Linked DNA regions of Homo sapiens: all the other regions are linked to region 3. Evidence: read pairs that join two places in POLR2A ChIA-PET (ENCODE). Cell type or tissue: MCF 10A. All regions are shown on one strand. Region 1 has its middle 170 kb from the start of CDC7. Region 2 overlaps TGFBR3 (transforming growth factor beta receptor 3). Region 3 overlaps LOC102723436 (a long non-coding RNA gene). Region 4 overlaps TGFBR3 (transforming growth factor beta receptor 3). Region 5 overlaps TGFBR3 (transforming growth factor beta receptor 3).

What was found. ChIA-PET counts read pairs that join two places held together with the same protein. Peaks named below come from ENCODE experiments on the same cell type or tissue, not always from the same donor. Only the 100,000 strongest peaks of a DNase experiment are listed, where the experiment ranks them.
Region 1: POLR2A ChIA-PET joins it to region 3 with 10 read pairs; 3 of 35 experiments call an interaction of 5 or more read pairs at or near these places.
Region 2: POLR2A ChIA-PET joins it to region 3 with 11 read pairs; 2 of 35 experiments call an interaction of 5 or more read pairs at or near these places.
Region 4: POLR2A ChIA-PET joins it to region 3 with 25 read pairs; 2 of 35 experiments call an interaction of 5 or more read pairs at or near these places.
Region 5: POLR2A ChIA-PET joins it to region 3 with 20 read pairs; 2 of 35 experiments call an interaction of 5 or more read pairs at or near these places.

What each region holds. Positions count from the first base shown.
Region 1 is chr1:91,670,651-91,674,650 of GRCh38, reverse strand. No RefSeq gene overlaps it. Among named protein-coding and RNA genes, the nearest start is that of CDC7, 170 kb to the right of the region's middle. In MCF 10A, no CTCF peak of the experiment used is centred here; no DNase peak of the experiment used is centred here.
Region 2 is chr1:91,728,577-91,732,576 of GRCh38, reverse strand. It overlaps TGFBR3 (transforming growth factor beta receptor 3), which reads left to right. Exons shown (of 17, transcript NM_003243.5): 6 at 2,604-2,772. Among named protein-coding and RNA genes, the nearest start is that of TGFBR3, 160 kb to the left of the region's middle. RefSeq lists an enhancer at 1-45. In MCF 10A, no CTCF peak of the experiment used is centred here; DNase peaks (open chromatin) are centred at 576, 1,096 and 1,576.
Region 3 is chr1:91,535,810-91,539,809 of GRCh38, reverse strand. It overlaps LOC102723436 (a long non-coding RNA gene), which reads left to right. Exons shown (of 5, transcript XR_007066219.1): 4 at 564-623. It also overlaps the pseudogene WDR82P2. Among named protein-coding and RNA genes, the nearest start is that of CDC7, 37 kb to the right of the region's middle. In MCF 10A, no CTCF peak of the experiment used is centred here; DNase peaks (open chromatin) are centred at 1,959 and 2,289.
Region 4 is chr1:91,843,546-91,847,545 of GRCh38, reverse strand. The region is part of intron 2 of TGFBR3 (transforming growth factor beta receptor 3); the gene reads left to right. Among named protein-coding and RNA genes, the nearest start is that of TGFBR3, 41 kb to the left of the region's middle. In MCF 10A, no CTCF peak of the experiment used is centred here; DNase peaks (open chromatin) are centred at 1,375 and 2,345.
Region 5 is chr1:91,735,178-91,739,177 of GRCh38, reverse strand. The region is part of intron 4 of TGFBR3 (transforming growth factor beta receptor 3); the gene reads left to right. Among named protein-coding and RNA genes, the nearest start is that of TGFBR3, 150 kb to the left of the region's middle. RefSeq lists an enhancer at 1,224-2,423. In MCF 10A, no CTCF peak of the experiment used is centred here; a DNase peak (open chromatin) is centred at 2,037.

The sequences.
Region 1 (4,000 bases), 130 kb before region 3:
TCCTCTTCCTCCCTCCCCATGTTTATGGAAAAATTAATATTCCCTAATCAAACATTATTTATAAAGTGTTGGTTTCATCTAGCCACTTGTGAATGTTATAATAATTCTGTAAAGTGAAGAAATGTTACCAAATGCCAAATATAGGCATCTTTTTTGTTTCAAAGCAAGCCAAACCTATAGCATTGTTCTTCCCTAATGCAACATGTTTGAAAATGGGCAAATGGCCGGATTAATTTTTATAGATGTCATTGATAATCAAAAGTTTGAGTTTTGGCATATTTGCTGCCCTTGTTCTTAGATTGCCACCTCAGCTTTTTCAGAGGAACTCAACACTGTACTTTATGTAGATTCGATTTCACACTTAAAATAAAGGTCATCATATGACATCACCTCCCCTTACTCAGAAGGTCACAGCTTGAATTAATTTTTAAAGATTTTCTGCATTTACTGCCTCTGAGAATTCATTAAAAAGAAAAAAAAACTTTAAATGTAGAACCACATGACTGAAGTGAACTCTATCTTGACTTAAAAAGAAATGAGGGGTGGGAGTGTGAGTGTGCACACACACACACACACACACAACCCTCAGCCATTTTCCTTTCTATTTTATTAACATATTATCAATATTTTCTTTCTGCTCAGAAGCCCCAGAACTGATTATCCTTTTATCAACCAAAGCACACCACCTGTGCAAGAAAAGAGGGAATGGACAAGGAGAACAAGAATTTCTCAGCTTTGAAACCCAACTTGGTTCTTTCCACTTGACCAATCAAAGACTCAAAGCTGAAAGTCTTCATAAGTGATTTGGGTGGAGCAGCTTTTGCTGGTCTGTTACTTGTCCCGGTTCATAAACTGCCTATGACATAGTTTCTGCAAAGAACACAGTGTACTTGACAACAGTGTTGAAATAATGCTGAATTTTTAAAAGGGAAAATCACATGGATTCTGTATGGTGCAGGGGTGGTGTAGGAAGGGAGAAAACTAATTTTTTTTTTTCCATGAGATAGGATCTCGCTCTGTCGCCCAGGCTGGAGTGCAATGGCAGAATTTCGGCTCATTGCAGCCTTGACTTTCTGGTGATTCTCCTTCCTCAGCCCCTCAAGTAGCTGGGACTACAGGAGCCTGCCACCATGCCCGTCTAATTTTTGTGTTTTTAGTAGAGACGGGGTTTCACCATGTTGGCCAGGCTGTTCTTGAACTCCTGGCCTCAACTGATCCACCTGCCTCGGCCTCCCAAAATGCTGGGATTACAGGCATGAGCCACCGTGCCTGGCCAATTTTTGTTATTTAAACCCAAAACCATACAGCATACCCCAAAAGTGGAAACTAGAGCTTCAAGAATCTTCATCTGAAACACAAACTTCTTCTGGAGCACCACTTTTTGATAAGTACAGCAACTGCAGAAGAGACTTTCCATTGAGGATTCCAGTTATCAAATCTTTTTCTTGAGTGGAGAGGAGAGGTGAAAATAAAAAGCTTCTTAGCCCGCCAGTTAGCCTTAAAAGTGGAAGCACCTGGAGGAGCATCCAACCTGCACTCCAGGGAAATCCACCACGCTTTACCTTTCCACCCCAGTGAGTGATCCAAGAGAAGGTAATTACGTTATTGCGCCAGCAAAGGAAAAAGCGACAAATCTTTAACCCAGCCAGCCAGCCAGTCCTCATTTTGACTGGTTGATTTTTTTCACTTTTAGTGTATTTCTCAGAATGCCAATGCATGTGATAGAAACTCTAGTTACTGCAAGGAAACAGTCACAGGAAGTGTAGGAAGCAGTTAAAAGAAGCATATGATGGGAAATAGAGGATTTGGTTTCAAGTTGTTTCATGGCCCTGGGGCTGAGCTGAGTTGCAATGGAGAAAAACTGAAACAACTGTGAGCAGAGAGACCCAACCAGTTCTCAGAGCAGAGCCCCCCACTGCCTCCTGGCCCCTGGCCCTGCCTGCTCCATTCCTTCCTCTCCATCTGCAAGGCCTTCTCATCACCTCCTCAGATCCTAGAGTCCTTCACAGCTCTGCTAACAGGCAGTCTTTTCCATAAAACCCTATGAACTGCCCCAGCTGTTATTTTATCAATCTCTGGGGTCTGGTAGCACCATGCCACCTCATGACTCAAGACACAAAACTGTTATTTTTCTCTAACCTCCCGCAGCCAATCCATCAGTGAGTCCTGATGGCTTCCAAACATATCTGCTGCTCTCCATCTGCACCACCACCACCCGAGTCTACGCCATCCTTACCTCCAACATAAACCAGCACATCCAGCAGACTCCCTGCGGCCTCCTCGTCTGTCTAAGATTATTCCCCAGGTGGCTGCTAGAACACACTCTTTAAAAGACGTTAGATCTTGTCAATCCCCTGTTTAATACTCCAAATGGCTTCCCATCACACTTAGAATAAATTCCAAAAAAACAAAACAAAAGTATACTTTTAAAAATCCGGCTCCTATTCCTGTGTGTACCCTTCTGTTCCCCTGTAGGTAGCCACTTTCACTAGCTTGTGATGCTTCTTAAAGCAAATGTGAGCAAATAAGAATCTCCTCTCTTTCCCCCTTTATTACACAGTGGAAACATATTAATACGATACATGTTCTGCATTTTGCTTGTCTCACCTAACATATTTTGTATCCATATCAGAATATAAATCAGTATCTCATTTCTTTTCTACAGCCATATAGAATTCTACTTTGGGGATATACCATAATTTATTTAACCTATCCCTTTTTTTCTTCTTCTTTATTTTATTTTATTTTTGAGATGGAGTCTCGCTCTGTTGCCCAGGCTGGAGTTCAATGGCACAATCTTGGCTACCTATAACTTCCGCCTCCCAGATTCAAGCGATTCTCCTGCCTCACCCTCCTGATTAGCTGGGATTACAGGCACGTGCCACCATGCCTGGCTAATTTTTGTATTTTCAGTACAGACGGAGTTTCACCATGTTGATCAGGCTGGTCTCAAACTCCTGACCTCATGATCCACCTGCCTCGGCCTCCCAAAGTGCTGGGATTACAGGCATGAGCCCCCGCACCTGGCCTAACCTACCCCTTTCAATGCACACTTGGCTTGTTTCCATCTCTTGCTATTAAAAACCACACTGCAGTGAGTAGCCTTATATGAAGGTTCTTTGGTTTGTGTGCAGGTGTATCTCAAGGAAAAATTCCCAGAAGTAGGATTGCCAGGCCAAAGAGTAAGTGCATTTTTATTCCTAATAGATATTACCAAATTGGATCCCATTGAAGTTGCACCATTTTAAACTACTGTCAACAATACCTGTTTTCTCATAGCTGTACCAATTGAGTGCGTTATCCAACTCTGGTATTTTTGCCAATTTGATGGATGAAAAAATGATATCTCAAAGTAATTTTAATTTGCATTTTTCTTACAATGAATGAAGTTGTGCATCTTTTTATATGTATAAGGATTATTTGTTGTTATGCTGTGAACTGTCTGTTTTATCCTTTGCCTCTTTTTCTATCGGGTTGTTGTCTTTAATTTTCTCAATTTCTAGGAATTCTTTATATATTACAAAGATTAGCCCTTTGTCTGTGATTATCTTGGCACTCAGAGCCCTAAGGGATCTGACTCCTCCTCAGCTCATACGACTCTCTTGCCTCCCTGTTTTGCTCCAACCATCATGTTCTGTGACATCTTTGTTACCTTAACGCCTTCACATTGACAATTCCTTTGCCTGGAATGCTACTCCCCCTATCATCCCACAGCTGGTTCCTCCTTACTTTTCAGATCTCAGCTTAATTATCACACGGGAAAGGCTTTCCCCCATCACCCAGTCTATGGTAGACACCCAATTTCCCTCCATCACATCATTTAGTTTTAATTCTTTGCATGACACTTATTCCTTGATAATATTTTTCTTAATTGTTTTAGTTTGTACATTGCCCATCTTTCTCTAAGGGAGGAGACCACCCCTCATACTTTCTTATGCCCAGTTTCCGCCTCCAAAGAAAGAAAAAGAAAAAACTAAAAGGCAGAAATGAAATCCACAAG
Region 2 (4,000 bases), 190 kb before region 3:
CTTCATCCCCCACTTCCCAGAATCCGACCTGGCTCTACCTTTCTTGTACCCAGCGATCGCAGGCCATGAGGCCTGGTTGCTCTAACCCGAGCAGTTCTCAGAGTGTGGTTTTTGCCCCAGCAGCATCCGCATCACTTGGGGACTTGATGGAAATGCCAGTTCTCAGGCCCAACCCAGACCAACTGAATCAGGAACTCTGGGGGTGGGACCCAGCAGTCAGTGTTTCAATCAGCCCTTTAGGAGATCTGATGCTTGCTGACGTTTGGGAACTGCTCTCATCTATATACCCAGAATGAAAGAATTTAAGAGTTTTGCTCTTATCCCAGCTGGTCTTGCTGCGAGGCTTCAAGCAACATTGACTTACCACCAGAGCCTCAGTTTCCACAGCAGGAAAATGAGGTGTTTGCATTACCCCCCAGGTTCATTCCTGCTCTCAGAGTATATCCTTCTGTGTCTCAAAGTCATTTGTCAATCTTTCCCTAAAATACAAATAAGCATGTGACTCCCCCTGCCCCCAAACTTGCCAGGTTTCTACCCGGGAATTCCCCTTTGTGGTTTCCTTTCTACTTGGCACTCGGTATAAGTTTTGATGCCAGGCATTCGGAAAGTCATTGGGGAGCGGGGGAGAAACCACACACAACAAAAGTGGTCAGCTTATTCAACTTAGTGACAATGGCTTCTGGGACTAGAGCCCTTAATAACATCAACTTTTGAACAATTAGACCTTTCCTAGTGGCTTCACATGAGTGAATATTTTGTTATTTGTCTCAAATCTCACATCATTGTTTGTTAATTCAGGAAACCTATACCATATGCCCACTATGTGCCAGATACAAGCCAGGCACACCTATGAACTGGATATGCCGGCCACAATCCCAGGAGGGCCCTAGTCTCTTGAGTTCCAGACTGTCCTGTCCCTGGCCCATAGACGCTCTTTCTTAATTAAATTTCAACCTTGCCGTTCCAATATCATTTTCCATCCTGTGATGTGGGGGAGGCATCCGCAGGGCTGCAGCTGCACGGTGTGCATACCTCATTTGCTCATCTGGCAAAACCCTCAGCAGATGTGGAGGGAGGCTGCTCTAGCAGCCTGAGTCAGTGGAGCCTTGAGCTTTTCTCTCTGAGGGGGAGGGGAATTAGAGGAGACTGCAGAGTGCAAACCCAATGCTCTCTCGCAACGAGCCGACAAACAGAGGCTTTGGTCCCCTTTGTTCTGGGGTGGTGCTGGGGGTGCTGTGGTGGCCAGAGCCATGATGCCCCAGTGTGTGCTGCGGACCTCAGCACAAGGGAGGTTGCACAAGTGGGGAGGGGGAGGGACAGTATCAACCCAGTCTTGGGACCCCCTGGTTGGATTCCTTACTCCAAAGTGAGACTTCCATGTGGACTTGAACCCTGGCATCCTGTCCTCAAAATGGAAAAGGCAGAAGTCTGTTTTATAGTAGTGCCAGGCCTCTGATTAATTATCCCTTCTGAAAAAAGCATGCTACACCTAGAACTTCCTTGACACTGGTCCCAGCTGTCACACTGCCAGCAGTTTCTTTCAAGTTCTGTTGAAATATTTAAGCCCGTGGATGGAAATCCCATCAGCCGCCGTGCTGTGTAAATGGCATGTGCCGTTGTGGGAGTGTCTTCAGATTCTGGTACTTGCATCACTTTCCCGGGTGGAGGTGGTGAGCAACTCTCAGCACAGTGAGATAATGTTTGCGAAAGCACTTTGTAAACTGTAAAGTGCCATATAAACTTGAGTTGTCTGTGTTCAGATTGTGAGAAAGAGTGAAAGTCTGCCTTCTTTATTTCCCCCAAATTCCTACCTTTCATCTTCAGAGTATAAAGTGCTGTGAGGAATACATATGAGGGAAAGATTAATTCTACATGGGGTGTCGGAGGATTAATTAGGTGGTTGCTTCTCCTGATAGTTGAAATAACAAATATCCAAGGAGGAGTGCATTTGGGGATAGAATGGATTGAATGTTAAATACGCTGACCATGAAATACATAAGTATTGGATTTTTAGATAGGAGATGCTTGGTAGACAGATGACAGTATAAGTCAACTGCTCAGAAAAGGAGTCATGATCTAGGTACAGGTTGAAACCATGGGAGTGATTGAGATCACCTAGAAAAAGAATGAGATAGAAAGGGGATTGAGGAAGGAGCTGAGAAGTTCTTAGCCTTGGTTTATATTGGAATCTACTACGAGCTTTTCAAAAAAGAAAGCTCCCTAGGCCCCGCCTGGGTGTTCTGAATCAGATTCTCTGGGTTGGGGTCTATACAGATTCTGAGCAGAGGAGGAACCAGTGGAAGAGATGTGAAAGATAGGTCAGAGGAAACAGACGAGGACAGGAAGTATCACAGAGAACATGCAAGGAGAAGATTTAGCCAAAAGAGGCCCCTAGTTGGGGGCTAGTCAATAGGCGGTCACTGGTGACCATAACAGGATGCATTTCAGGGCAGTGGTTGCGGACTTCACAGACGAAGAACCATCCTTTGAGCTCGTGGTTCCCTGTGTCTGCCATTTGCTCAGTTTCACTGTCACCCTCCTTCCTTTGAATCTGGTTACCGAGTACCTCAGTGGTTTGACAGATTGTCCTGTGCCTCTTTCAGATCAAGTGTTCCCTCCAAAGTGCAACATAGGGAAGAATTTTCTCTCACTCAATTACCTTGCTGAGTACCTTCAACCCAAAGCAGCAGAAGGGTGTGTGATGTCCAGCCAGCCCCAGAATGAGGAAGTACACATCATCGAGCTAATCACCCCCAACTCTAACCCCTACAGGTAAGTGAGTCTAAGTGTGTGAGTGTGACAAGAGATGAAAGTAAAGATCTTCCTTGACTTGAGGCAGGGAGAGGTGTAGCCCGTCCTACACCCTCCCCTACGCAGGAGGGAAGGGAGCCATTGATGCTTCACGCAGGAGGGAAGGTAGCCATTGATGCTTCAGGTGTGCTTCATCAGATGTGTTTCACAGAAGCTTTGAAGAACAGAGTAAAGGCACCAGTGGTATATTTTATATTCTGCATCTGTCCCTAGATCCCAGATATTTCAGATGAATTCCTGAAGCCTGTTCCAAACTTCTGGGTGTTAATTACAGGACACAGTCACTCTTCCTTCATCTTTATCACCTCTGACTAAGGTTATCCCTGATAGGAAAATTACAAAATATGCCCTATTAATATAATTATCATCTTAGTAACCTTCTGTTTTTAATAAAGCTCTGTTTGTGGTGTCCTTAGAGCGCTTAGGCACTCAGAGCTGTTTGCGTTAAATCTGTGTGTGTGTGTGTGTGTGTGTGTGTGTATGCGCATGCACGTGTGTGGTGGAGTGGCTCTTCATGGTGCCATACCAAAGAGCCATTCGATAGAACTTGCCTCTCCCTTGTGTGCTTGGTGTGTGTGTGTGTGTGTGTGTGTGTGTGTGTGTGTGTGTGTGTGTATGCTGGAGTGGCCCTCCATGGTGACATACGAAAGAGCCATTCGATAGCGCTTGCCTCTCCCTTGTGTGCTTGGTGTGTGTGTGTGTGTGTGTGTGTGTGTGTGTGTGTGTGTGTGTATGCTGGAGTGGCCCTTCATGGTGACATACCAAAAAGCCATTCGATAGAACTTGCCTCTCCCTTGTGCGCTTGTTCTCCCTCTCAGCTTCCTACCCCTGGATTGGAAATTCGACCCTCCCTATCAAGAATAATTAGGGAATTAAAGAAAAAGGAGAAAAAGTAGGTTCTTTTCCCACATGAGCCTGCATTTCACCCTCCTTCCTTTGCATCTGGACTAGTGACTTGAAAATTTAAATGTATATTGTAGAGGGATTTCGAGGTGAAAATGCTAATCGGGGTTTGACTTTCAAAGCGTGTAAGCTACAGATCGTTTTGATAAGATTCCACTCTGGCCACTTGAAGAATTTTGTAGAAAGTGAAAAGGGAATGGGAATAGGAGCAGTCTGGTGAATGTGCTTCGACGTCAGGCCTGAGGCTTCATTGGAGTATACCATGCATTTTATGCTTTACAAGTGT
Region 3 (4,000 bases):
TATACAGCTCTTATATTATTCCTCTGCTCAGAATCCTTCAGGGTGTACAGAACATTATTTGCAGAATGAAAACCAAACTCCTTAGTTTAACATTTGTGGTCCCTTATGGTCTAGACTCAGCTTCCATTTCCTCCTTCTAGTCTGCTACTTTCCTACAGGGATATATTAACCATGTTATTTATTTTTTGTATTTTAATGCTTTGACATCTGGGGCCTTGCAGACCCCGGAGTTGCTGCCCCTTCCAGGGCTAGCCAATTCCTAGAGACTGTAAACAACTTGCCCTTGAGCATACCTTTCAAAGGCAAACCACCCAATCCAGAGCCCACACCTGCAAATACCTTCTCTATTGGGCTGTCATACTTAGGACCATAATCCCCTGCCCTAATCACTCCAGGGCCAGTTACCAGACAACTAAGAGTAGTCCCTGTGCCCCTGAACTAGCTGAAATTATTCAAACTAGTCAATCCTTAATCTGCTTAATCTGCCTTGCCCATTCTTTCCCATGGAAACCACCATAAAGGCTCTTGCTCATGTTTTCTCCTTTCCTTCCACCTCCTGACAGACTCTGGTGCTTCCCCGAGTGGCCCCCTGTGGTGTGGCATGTCCGCTTCTCTTGGCATCTGTGAGTATAACTATCTTTTTGATAACAGTCATCTAGTCTGCTGGCCTTGCTGTACCTAAATAATAATAATAAAACCATTAACTACATTTTAAAACAAGAAACCCTATGCTCCAGAGGGGTTCCTTCTGCTTCCCAAACAGGTCCCTGCTTTCCTATGCCCATGTCTTTTCCTGTGCCTTTCCTCGTTCCCAGAATAAACTTTCTCTGCCACATCTGCATCTTACAATTCTATCCATCTTTCAATATATTCTTGCTGGCATTGTCTTGAATCTCTGGTGACAATATAGACTTAAAGATGAGAGTGTGAGGTTCAGATTGGTTTGTGACTTATACTATATCACACAGCAAGTTGAAGGCGGCATCAGGCTCGAAGCCCAGCAGGCTTTCTTTGTGCCCCTTCCAATCATTCTATTGGCTTAGGTCAACTGAGTGTGTGCAACAGAAATGGATCTTAGTTAACTTGAGAACAAAAGGGATTTTCCAGAAAGATGCTGGGGCAGCTCAAAGGATTTAAGGAGGAGCAGAAAGACCAGATCTCAGGTGAAGTGGGAACAAGGGCAGCCCTAGTGATAAGCCTTTGAATCTTCCCTCAGGATCCAAGTCTTTACTAGAACTCAGCTCAAACCCACTCCCTTAAGGTTTTAAATATCTGAAAGTGACAATTTGAGGGACCCATCCTGTTAGGTATATCCCCTGGATCAATCAGCTATGGTAGGATGTGTTTGGGAGACAAGGTAGGGTCTCAGAACACTGATGTGATCAGTGGGGACCACTACTTTGTATTAAGAGTTTCCCAAAGAAAATGCAACCATTGAGACCTGCCAATATGAATCCCTTGCAGTCATCTTTCTAATATATTAAATCCTAAGTCCTTCTAAATAAAATGGAGCAGTGGAAGGGTTAGATAAAAACAGCTCCAAAGCAAAGCAACTTTAATATTTCAATAAATAGTCACTGAATGCTAACTCTGTGCATTCAAAGGACTTACGCTAGACATTGGGTGGGTAAAGGGATAAGAAAATCGGTAAGACCTGGCAGCTGCTCAAAGATAAGACAGGCATACAAATCATGACACTGAGAGGCAGGATAAGGGAAATGATGCTCCACAACAGATACAAAGTGCTATAAGGTTTTACAGCATGGAGAGATTCTCTAAAATTTATATCCAGAGGAAAACCAAAAAGCTAAAGTCCAGATTTTCCTTCTTATTGCAACTTCATCATATGCTGGAAAAACTATACATGACTTCACATGCAAAGGAACACAGTGTTCTTATTTCCACCTACTGCAGTCCAGCTGCCAATTCAAATGTCTGCCACCTCTTAATTGTGCAATTAGGGAAGCATTAGTTTCAGTGGACTCAAGTGCCACTGCTAAGCTCCTGCTTGGATAGATTGCATAAACATGGTATCTGGGAAGGAAAAAAGGAATTGCTAGAGGAGTCTTGCCTATGCTTCTATGAAGATTTCAGATGCTGGTTCCATCAGGTAAAAACTTCTGAAAATCTGTGAGCATGGCAAAGAGAAAGTACTCTAGAATTCTTGCTGATAGGGTTAAGGATGGAGTTCTTGGGTGATAACATTGCTATGCAAGGAGAGTTTGCTGCAACATTTTATAACTCAAGAGCTGCTGGCCCAAGGCTATGCTGTTGCAAAATATTTGGATCCATCTCACATTGTGGTGATGAGAGTGAGAAGAAGAATTTAAATATCTTAGTCTCACTGGGCTTATTAAAACAACTTTGGTTTATTGAGAGCACCAAGGTGCACCTCATGCCCTCTCAAGGTCAGGGAAGATGAGCTCAGGATATGATGTAGGGGAAGGGGAATGCACTGGCTTCTTCATTGACTACCCAGTGGTTACCAGAGGCACAGGAGGAGGCAGAGGCAAAAAGGCTGTAGAGAAAGGGAAGGCTGGAGAAGCAAGTGGGCAAGGAAATTAAGGAGGGAGGATGGTGTATGTTTGAGAGCAGAGCGAAAGGGAAAGGAAAGACCCTGGAGTTGTTTAACACTGTTTTCACTGTTGAAGTTGGGGAGAATGAGTAAAACAGAACCGGTCTCATCTTTAGCATTACAGAGTGAGGACAAAATCAGTTGAGTGAAGGAGAAAATGAGCCAGTTAGTTAATACTTCTGTAGGCCCACTAGGCATCAGGCACTGCTGCATTTCCTTCTTGAGAACTCAGGAACAGAGAAGCCTCCAGCATTTGTACTTGGAAAACTTACAAAGACATATCAGACATCTGCTTGTCCTTAATATATACTATAGGCTTGCCTAGAATTTAGAATTCTAGATTTTAGTTTTCTTTTAGCCCAGTATTCAGTCTCCACTGTTTGGTCAGAGGGCTTAGACCCCTTTTGTTTAGAGGTTGAACATTCGCATACACAGATGGGATGCCCTCAGCCTTAAGGCTATAATCAATATTGGCAGAGTTGGGATGGGCAGCAGTGCACTTAGCTAGGGCCTCATAGTCACTAAAGGCAGGGCCTCAAATATAGACTCCTAACATTTATCTCAAAATGAGGTTGTATTAGGTTGAACTACATGACATTATTGATTTTCTAGGTTAAAAAAAGATCAAATATCAACAGTTTCATGTGGCTCAACTTAATACCTAAATTCATTGTAAATTACGTATGTGTTAAAGGTATTAATTTGTTAAATGAAAATATTTAAAAACTATCATTTTCAAAAATCTGCTTTTTTTTTTTTTTTTTTTTTTTTTTTTGAGACGGAGTTTTGCTCATGTTACTCAGGCTGGAATGCAGTGGCGTCATCTCGGCTCACTGCAACCTCTGCCTTCCGATTTCAAGCCATTCTCCTGCCTCACTTTCCCAAGTAGCTGGGATTACAGGCGCCTGCCACCACGCCCGGCTAATTTTTGTATTTTTAGTATAGATGGGGTTTCACCATATTGGCCAGGTTTTCTCGAACTCCTGACCTCGTGATCTGCCCACCCTCGGCCTCCCAGAGTGCTGGGATTACAGGCGTGAGCCACCGTGTCCGGCCTGTCATTTAAAAAAAAAAATAACAGAGCTGGGTATGGTGGCATGTACCTGTAATCCCAGGTATTTGGGAGGCTGAGGCAGGGGGATGAAAATATTTAAAAACTATCATTTTCAAAAACCTCCTTTGTCATTTAAAAAAAAAATAACAGAGCTGAGCATAGTGGCATGTACCTGTAATCTCAGGTACTAGGAAGGCTGAGGCAGAGGGATCACCTGAGCCCAGGAGTTTGAGTCCAGCCTGGGCAACATAGCAAGACCCTGTCTCTAAAAAAAAATACTTTTTTAAAAAAAACGTTGGGACCCGCTCGGCTTCTGCCTGTCGCAGACACAATGAGCCTGCACCGCGCTGGTTGCCCATGGGGTGGCTGTG
Region 4 (4,000 bases), 310 kb before region 3:
CTGCAACCTCCGCCTACTGGGTTCAAGCGATTCTCCTGCCTCAGCCTCCCGAGTAGCTGGGATTACAGGCATGCACTACCACGCCTGGCTAATTTTGTATTTTTAGTAGGAATGGGGTTTCTCCATGTTGCTCAGGCTGGTCTCGAACTCCCAACCTCAGGTGATCTGCCTGCCTCATCCTCCCAAAGTGCTGGGATTACAGGCATGAGCCACCGCGCCCGGCCCTACTTTATTCTTATAATCACACTCCAGTCTAGAGCTTTTAAAAAATTAACATTTTTTAGAAGGGAAAAATTTCTGTAAGTTGTAATTGATGTTTATTAAGCACCCTGACACCACATTTATTATAAGTGGGGATAAGACTGAGAATATTTAAGCTCTGTGCCTGAAAAGTTGTGTTTTAAACTAACTTTTATTTGTTTACACTGCCATTGAGTAGTTTATAAGGTTTTCTGATTTGCTTTCTCTGGCCTCATCACTGTTTTTGGAGAGGCAGCGTACAACCTATGTACAGCTCTGGAGCTCGCCGCAAGACTCAGGTGGTGGTCATTCTGCTTTTGAAATTGAACCAGAAAAGTCCTGAGGAATGTAACAATATTTTTTCTTTTTGCCCCCCTGCTAGCTTTTTTCTAGCCCTCCCAAAAATGTGTTTATGTTGCTGTCCATGCATGTGGAGCAGTCTGGAATTCTGTGTGACATTAGATAGTGAAAAAAATAGATTTCCCACGTGACTGAGGTTATAGGAGTGAGAAATCTTGGATTATGCAAGGACTCTTTGATTGGAAGAAGGACATTTTGAGATGAGATTTATTTTAAGATATAGTAAAAAAAAACCTAGTATACAACTTTTTGTTTTTTTCTAAACTAACCCTTTTCGGGGGTGACAGGATGGGGTGTGGACTAGAAGCAATACCAAACTTTTAAGTATCAAATCTTCACTCAGAAGAAAAAAAATGTCTTCAGGGTGAAAGAATAGCTCAAATGCGAAAAGCCTGATAGTTATATAATTTGAGAGTAGGGTCTGGCATATTATAGAGGACTCCGAGAGCCTGATCCAAGCAGCCTGCCATTTTCATCACCCCAGGATTATCTGTAAGGACAACTTTACTGTCTGTCACCTGCCAGGTCTCAGCCTGGCCCTTGTGAGTGCCAGGAAGTTTGTGTCCTCTGTTTTGCCAAGCTTAATTAGCTCTAGAAATACCCTATCAAAGGCTGTCTGGCAGTGTTCCATTAATGGTATGGGGTGAATTCAAAAGCACTAATTAATTGTTAGATTATTTGCAAAGCCCATGCTGAAAAACCTAATGCCTGCAGGAGAAAGTTGGCAGAGAGACGGTACAGAGATTAGCTTGGACCTTACCCGGCTCAATTGCGTTTTGGAATTGGGCCAAGAGGGGAGTTGCTTTTCTTTTTGGAGAAGTGCTTGTGGCTATATTGTTTTCTAAACTGCCAGTGTACTGCTCTAGGCTCTCCGTGAGGGAGCTCATATGGACACTTGCAGACCTAGAGAGCCCAGAGACCATCTTCAAGAGGTTTTGTTTATTTTTGTTTTGTGAGAGAAACACAATTGTTTAACTTTCATTAACTAAATAAATTCTTCGCAAGGGCCTCTTCTTAAATAGAGGAAAAGGAACTCTAGTTTGTAGTGTAACAATTCAGGTTTTAAGTGTTAAATGTTCAAAGGAGCCAGGATCAGGGCTTTAAATAGTTTTTTCTTCTTAAAATAAAACAAGTCAGGTTCCTCATGTCCTCTGTTTAGGTGGCCCAGGTCAGCAAAAAGTGAATTTTCCAACTGCTACTGCAGTTGGAAGATGCTGTTTAAAAAAATCTTCATTTGAAATCAAGTGCATGCCAATTTAAGGTCAGGGTATACTACATGCAGGAAAGGAAGAAACAGGTAAACAGGTTTGCATTATTTTGCTACATTTGACATATAGAATGATAACACCTATAATTAACTCAGCTTGACAAATTGTAGACAAATAATAGAAGTCCCTGTCCCTTATAGATGAGAGAGATTTGAGGCTTTTGGAGCCAAGTGCCAGTTTCTGTTGACTCTGAAGGCAACGGAGACAGCTGAAGATCAAAGTATAGAAGGATATTTCAGACTTATCTAAAAGCCAATTGAGTGTTATATAAGGGAGCTGTGTGTAGCTCTGTTTGAAAACATCCATCCAGTAATCTTCCAGTTCCTGAGCCTGGCCCTGCCTCCTGTTGACAGGCCTCAGCGTCTTTTTCTTGTCCTTTTGGGCTTGAGCAACATGTGAGTAAGTACTTATGTACAAATCCCAGACCAAATCTTACTTTATTAACATGATTCAGAAGAAAAGAATTCTAATGAAAAATTTCAGAGGACTGTGCCGAAACATTTCGTGATGTTGTCAGATCTCCCTGAACTCAGGAAAGGCCCCCAAAAATCTATTATTTCTGTTTATTACTCAACTTGGAAAAAGCTTACAAGAATGCCTCAGGAGAGTATGCACTGGTTGAGGAATTTATTCCTGGGTGTACAGCATCCCCTACGTTTACTCTGTGTGAGGCGGGCTATCCTGAAACCCTGGGCAACCTGCCTGCTCCTCAGCCAGCAGGTCTAGAGTAGCAGCTTAGTATTTTTAACCCTTTCTGTCATATGACTCCCAGCCAACTTTTTGAGTTGATAGAAACACAGATCTGAGAGCTATGAGGAATTATGAAAGCCTTTGTACTGACAAAAGACTATGATTTTTCTTTGCTGCTTTATTATGGTTAAAAGGTCTCATTATGCTTTTATTTTGGAGAGGTAATTCTGTATAACAAGACCTACTTGTATATCCCAGTTAGGTTGTGAGATATCATGAATAACATTACAACTGATAGTTAAATTGAAGACTTTAAATGATTTTCCTCAAAAAGATAAAACTAAATTCAAGGTTATTCTAAAATAAGTATGGTTATTTGCATTTAAAAATATTTCAAAGGGAGAAAGAGAAGTTAGGATTACAAGTGATAGAATGAAAAGTGCTCATAATTTGTTGCCTGTAGTATCTGTTTTGCTATTCATGAACATGGTACACCCATTCATTTGTTTAGGTTTTCCTTAATTTCTTTCAGCACTGCTTTTGTAGTTTTCACTAGTTTCTTTTGAAGACTCTAGTGTGTCCAAATGTGAACAAGATTCATCATGTCTGTCTTATTAGAATTATGTTTAAGAACCTCTGTTTTAGAGCTGTAATGCTATCCTCTTCAATCTACTCTTCATTAATAATGATGAAAACTGATACTCCCTCTGACTTTCCTGGAGAGTGAGCTCAGGGGTGTGTAACTAAGGCTATTGCTAAAGTGAGTTATCGGCCTGGCTGCCTTTGCTCTAAGTTGTAGGAACTCAAAGCTCAGTGTGTACTGTGAGATATGTTCTTTAAGGCTGAAGGCTAGTGTTGCTGAGCAAGAGATGTAGTAAAATGAATATCCTTGTTCCTTTGGACTAAATGTCAGAGTTAGAGGCAGTCTTGGAACCCAAAGATTGGATGTTGTGCCTTTCCATCAGGCCGTTGGGCTTTCCCAGCAGAGTTTCGCTGGAACAGAGTCACTCCAGTGAACTTTCATTTTGGACTTGTAACAAAAGGATTTTGTAGAGATTTTACCCTCTGAATGTGGGTAATACCTGAGGGCTTTATCAAGATGAAGAGTAACTTTGTTGGGTTGCTGCACCTTTATTTAGGGAAAGTAATTCTCCACCACAGTGTCAAGAGTGGTCTTGACAGAGACATATGAAAGGTCAGAGAGTCAGGATCGTGCACTAGTTGTGACCTTGGGTTTTGGATTCAGGCACACAGGTTCAGGTCCAGATCATAGGCTGTGTGACCACAGGCTCAGTGTCCTCATTTGTAAAATTGAAGTATCAGTAGTTCCTGTCTCAGTTGTGTTCTTGTGAGGATTATAAATGAGATAATGCATATAAACCAGAGGATCACGTTTATTATGAATGAAACTACTGGAAATAGTATTCTTTGAAAATGTTACC
Region 5 (4,000 bases), 200 kb before region 3:
TTTGGTAGATGTTTCAATAGTCCTTACAACGGTCTACAAGGTCCTGTTGGGCCTACTGGTCTCCTCTGGGACCTGTGTCCTACCAACCTTGCCTCAGCCCTGTGTCCTACCAACCTCCTCTCAGCCCTGTGTCCAGCCACACTGACCTCCTTGGTCTTCCTTCACCATGTCAGACCTTACACTTGCTGCGTCTCAACTGTGAATGCTCCTTGCCCTGATGTTTGTGTGGTTTGTTCTTTCGTCTCCTTTAGGTCTTTAACTTCTCAGTGACCTTATTGTGCTCCTCTGGCTGTCTTATTAGACTTTAATCTCCATAAGGGCAGGGAATTTTTTCTGTCATATTCTCCACTGTGTCTCTCCACTGTGTCTCCAGCATGGAGAACAATGGAGTAGGCAGGCACTCCATAAATCTTTGTTGGCTCTATGTTTAAAGCATAGATTAGTTTATTAGGCTGTTCTTGCATTGCTAAAAAGAAATACTTGAGACTGGGCAATTTATAAGAAAAGAGGTTTAATTGGCTCATGGTTCTGCAAGCTGTACAGGAAGCATAGCACCAACATCTGCCTCTGGGGAGACCTCAGGATGCTTTTACTTATGGAGGAAGATGAAGCAGGTGCAGGCACTTACACATGGCAAAAGCAGGAGCAAGAGAGAGAACGTGTGTCGGGGGAGGTGCCACACACTTTTAAATGAGCAGATCTCACGTGAACTCAAGACGAGAGTTCACTTATTACCAAGGGGATGGCCTAAGCCATTCATGGGGGGATCTGCCCCCATGATCCAAACACCTCCCACCAGGCCCCATGTGAAACGTTGGGGGTTACCATTCAACATGAGATTTAGGTGGGGACAAATATGCAAACTATATCAATTAGTAAATATGAGATCATAGCAGGGTTCAGCTGATGCCAAAGCTAATGTGGATGCTTCATGCAGTGTTCACATATATGGAGAAAGAGATTTATTATAGGAATTGTCTCATGCAATTATAGAGGCTAAGAAGTCCAAAATCTGCAGAGCCAGTGCCCCAGTTCCAGTTCGAAGGCCTGTAGGCTGCTGTAGCACCGGGAAGAGCTGATGTTCCAGTTTGAAAGCCATCAGGTAGAATTCTTACTTGTGAGAGAGTCAGCTTTTTGTTCTATTCAGGCCTTCAACTGATTGGATGAACCCATACATGTCAGGGAGAGAAATCTGCCCTACTCAATGTACTAACATTTAAATCTCATCCAAATGCATCCTCACCAAAATACCCAGAATAATGTTTGGCCAAATATCTGGGCACCTGTGGCCCAGTCAAGTTGACACATAAAATGAACCATCACAGTATGCTTCTCAGACCATACCTGGAGACCTTGAATCTTGTCCCGACACCGTCTTTCAGAGACTATCCTGTTGACGCTCTGACAACCAGGGTATCTGGGGCAGAACTGAAGAAGCTAGGGGTGTTGCCCTGAAAAAGCAAACATGTGATTGAGGTCAGATGACACCTTTAAACACCTGAAGTCTTGTCTCATGGAAGAAAGACGAAGGAATTCTTTGTTCTAGTAGGCATGGCTCAGACTAGTGTATAAAAAATGAATCTAACAGAACAGAAATCTGCTGTCTTGGGAGCTAGTGAGGTCTTCTTTCTGGAAGGGTGCAAGCAGAGGCCAGCTGTGACCAGGAGTCAGAAGTCTTAAGTTCTGGTCTGGGCCTGGTGCATGACTCTCTGGCCTTGGGTAGGCCATTAGACTCTCTGAGGTTTCCGCTTTTCTGCTGTAGAGGTCACCGTAGCCTGCCTCACAGTTCCGCAAATCAGATGGAAATAACATCTGAACAATACCTTCTAAAACAACACCTTCTAAAACTCAGCTGTAGCCTTGTCAGGGTCAGGAGAGCTGGCAGTCAGGAGGGGAGTGCTAGCTCACTCCTTGCTGAAGCTGAAAATTTCCACTGACCTGCAGTCAGGGACACCTCACTGCAGCTTTGCTTTCTTCTTATTGGAATGTGCCTGAGGAGTGGCAGTTAACTCCAGTTCCAAATTCCTCAGCCCTGAGTGTATGAAGCTTATTGCTGCTGGCCCGTGAGGACAACAATGCCTGGAGGGAGCAGAGGGAGTTGTTCCTCCTCCACGAATCAGCCCCATCACCAGCTTCATCACGGCATCGCTCTTTAATTACTTCAGGACACAATTCGGAGTTGCCGTTGATATCTTCTGTATTTGTGCTGTTTGCTTTCTTGCCTCTGGAATGCACCAGTGTGACATCCCGCTTTCCGCTCTGAAAAACGTACTCTGTGTATAATGTATATAGGGTTGCTGTAGTTTATGGCCACAACATGAATGAGAAACAAGAAGCAGAACATCCAGGGTTTCTCGTCTAAACATTCAGAACTGTGCTGGCAGTGGGACAAAGGCCTCTGGACTGTTGTGGGTTTTGGTGACAGCCTTGATAAAAATGCCTTTTTAGTACAAGTGAAAGGAAGATTTTACTACAGTGCAAAAGTCAAAAAATTAGATAAACATTGTTGGAAGTTCAGTGTTGATGAGTAGCTAAGCCTCAGAGAAGTTACACTTAGGTGGGCATGGTTATTTTTTGGCAGGAAAATGACCTAGGATTTTTTTCTTATTCAGGCGACGTCAAAACAAGGTTAGAGCTACATGTTCCCCTCTGGTTTTGTTTATAACTGGCATCAGGACATTCAGAAATGATCGTGACTACACTTGACAGCACTGATACGTAGTAAGTGTGCAGTCAGTGGTAGCTGTTGTGAGTAGCTTTGGTTTACACCGAGTTTATTAGTGATTAATTCAGGGCTTCCACAGAGCCCTGTGTAGTTCTACACAGCTACCACTGACTGCACACTTACTACGTATCAGTGCTGTCAAGTGTAGTCACGATCATTTCTGAATGTCCTGATGCCAGTTATAAACAAAACCAGAGTGGAACATGTAGCTCTGTACCATCTGTGTGGCCCGGGCATCAGGATATCTAGAAACTTTTCAGGTGATTCTAGTTTTCAGCTTGCAACATTAGTAGGTCATGGAATCAATTAATTGAAGTACTTTTTTTTGCCAGCGTTTTTAGAAGATACGTTTATATAATTGTATAGAAAATATTAATGCCTAGCACAGTAGCTGGGAAAATATAATTTTGTGTGTGTTAAAAATGCTGCTGTGATAGAACCACTAATAAAATCCCTGCCCTCGACTTGCTTCTTAGTCTTACTTCAGAAACTGCATGCTTTTCGTTATGAATAAATGGTTCATGTGAAATTTAATACAAGACATTTATAGTTCTATGACCTGAGAATTTGTGAGCCTTCTTGCCCACATTTTGAGGTTTCACTCTGACATTGAAAAAATCAGTTATTTTATAAATGCTAGCCAACAAAAATGGCATACATATTTTCACCAGCAACTAAATTTGATTATAGCACAGCAACAAGATGATGATTTTCCTCCTTTGGATGTGTTAATTACACATATACCATGATATGCTAGGTCAGCAGTGGTCTAAATACATTCAGCAAGAATGAGGTACTTGCATACGTCATCCTGAAAGTTTTATTAGATCAGTTTAACAGCCTCTTGACTTCATTATCTATGGGAATTTGGGGGTCTTACACAATAAACTGTTACAAACATTCATCTCACTCTTATGAAATAGAGCAATGTGATAGAAAGGCTGGCAACCTTTGGCCATTTTTATCTCAGTGCTGAGGTGAACATAAACCAAGAGGACTCTCGCTGTTTCCCTATTGTGATGACTCTGTTGGCAGATGCTGCAACTGTGGAAGACCTGAAAGTCGTGATCAGTTGCTAGCAGGACTTTGGGATCACTTGTCTTGATCCTGAAGCTTTTTATAAGCCCACGAGAACATTCATCAAGGCTTCCCACTTGACTTGAAATACATTCATTGTAAGATTGGTCTTCGATTTAGATTTCTTGGAAATAGCAGTGATAATTCTTACGATTACTCAATGTGCAATGCAGTCCGTCCTCACAAGGTTCTTTCAGA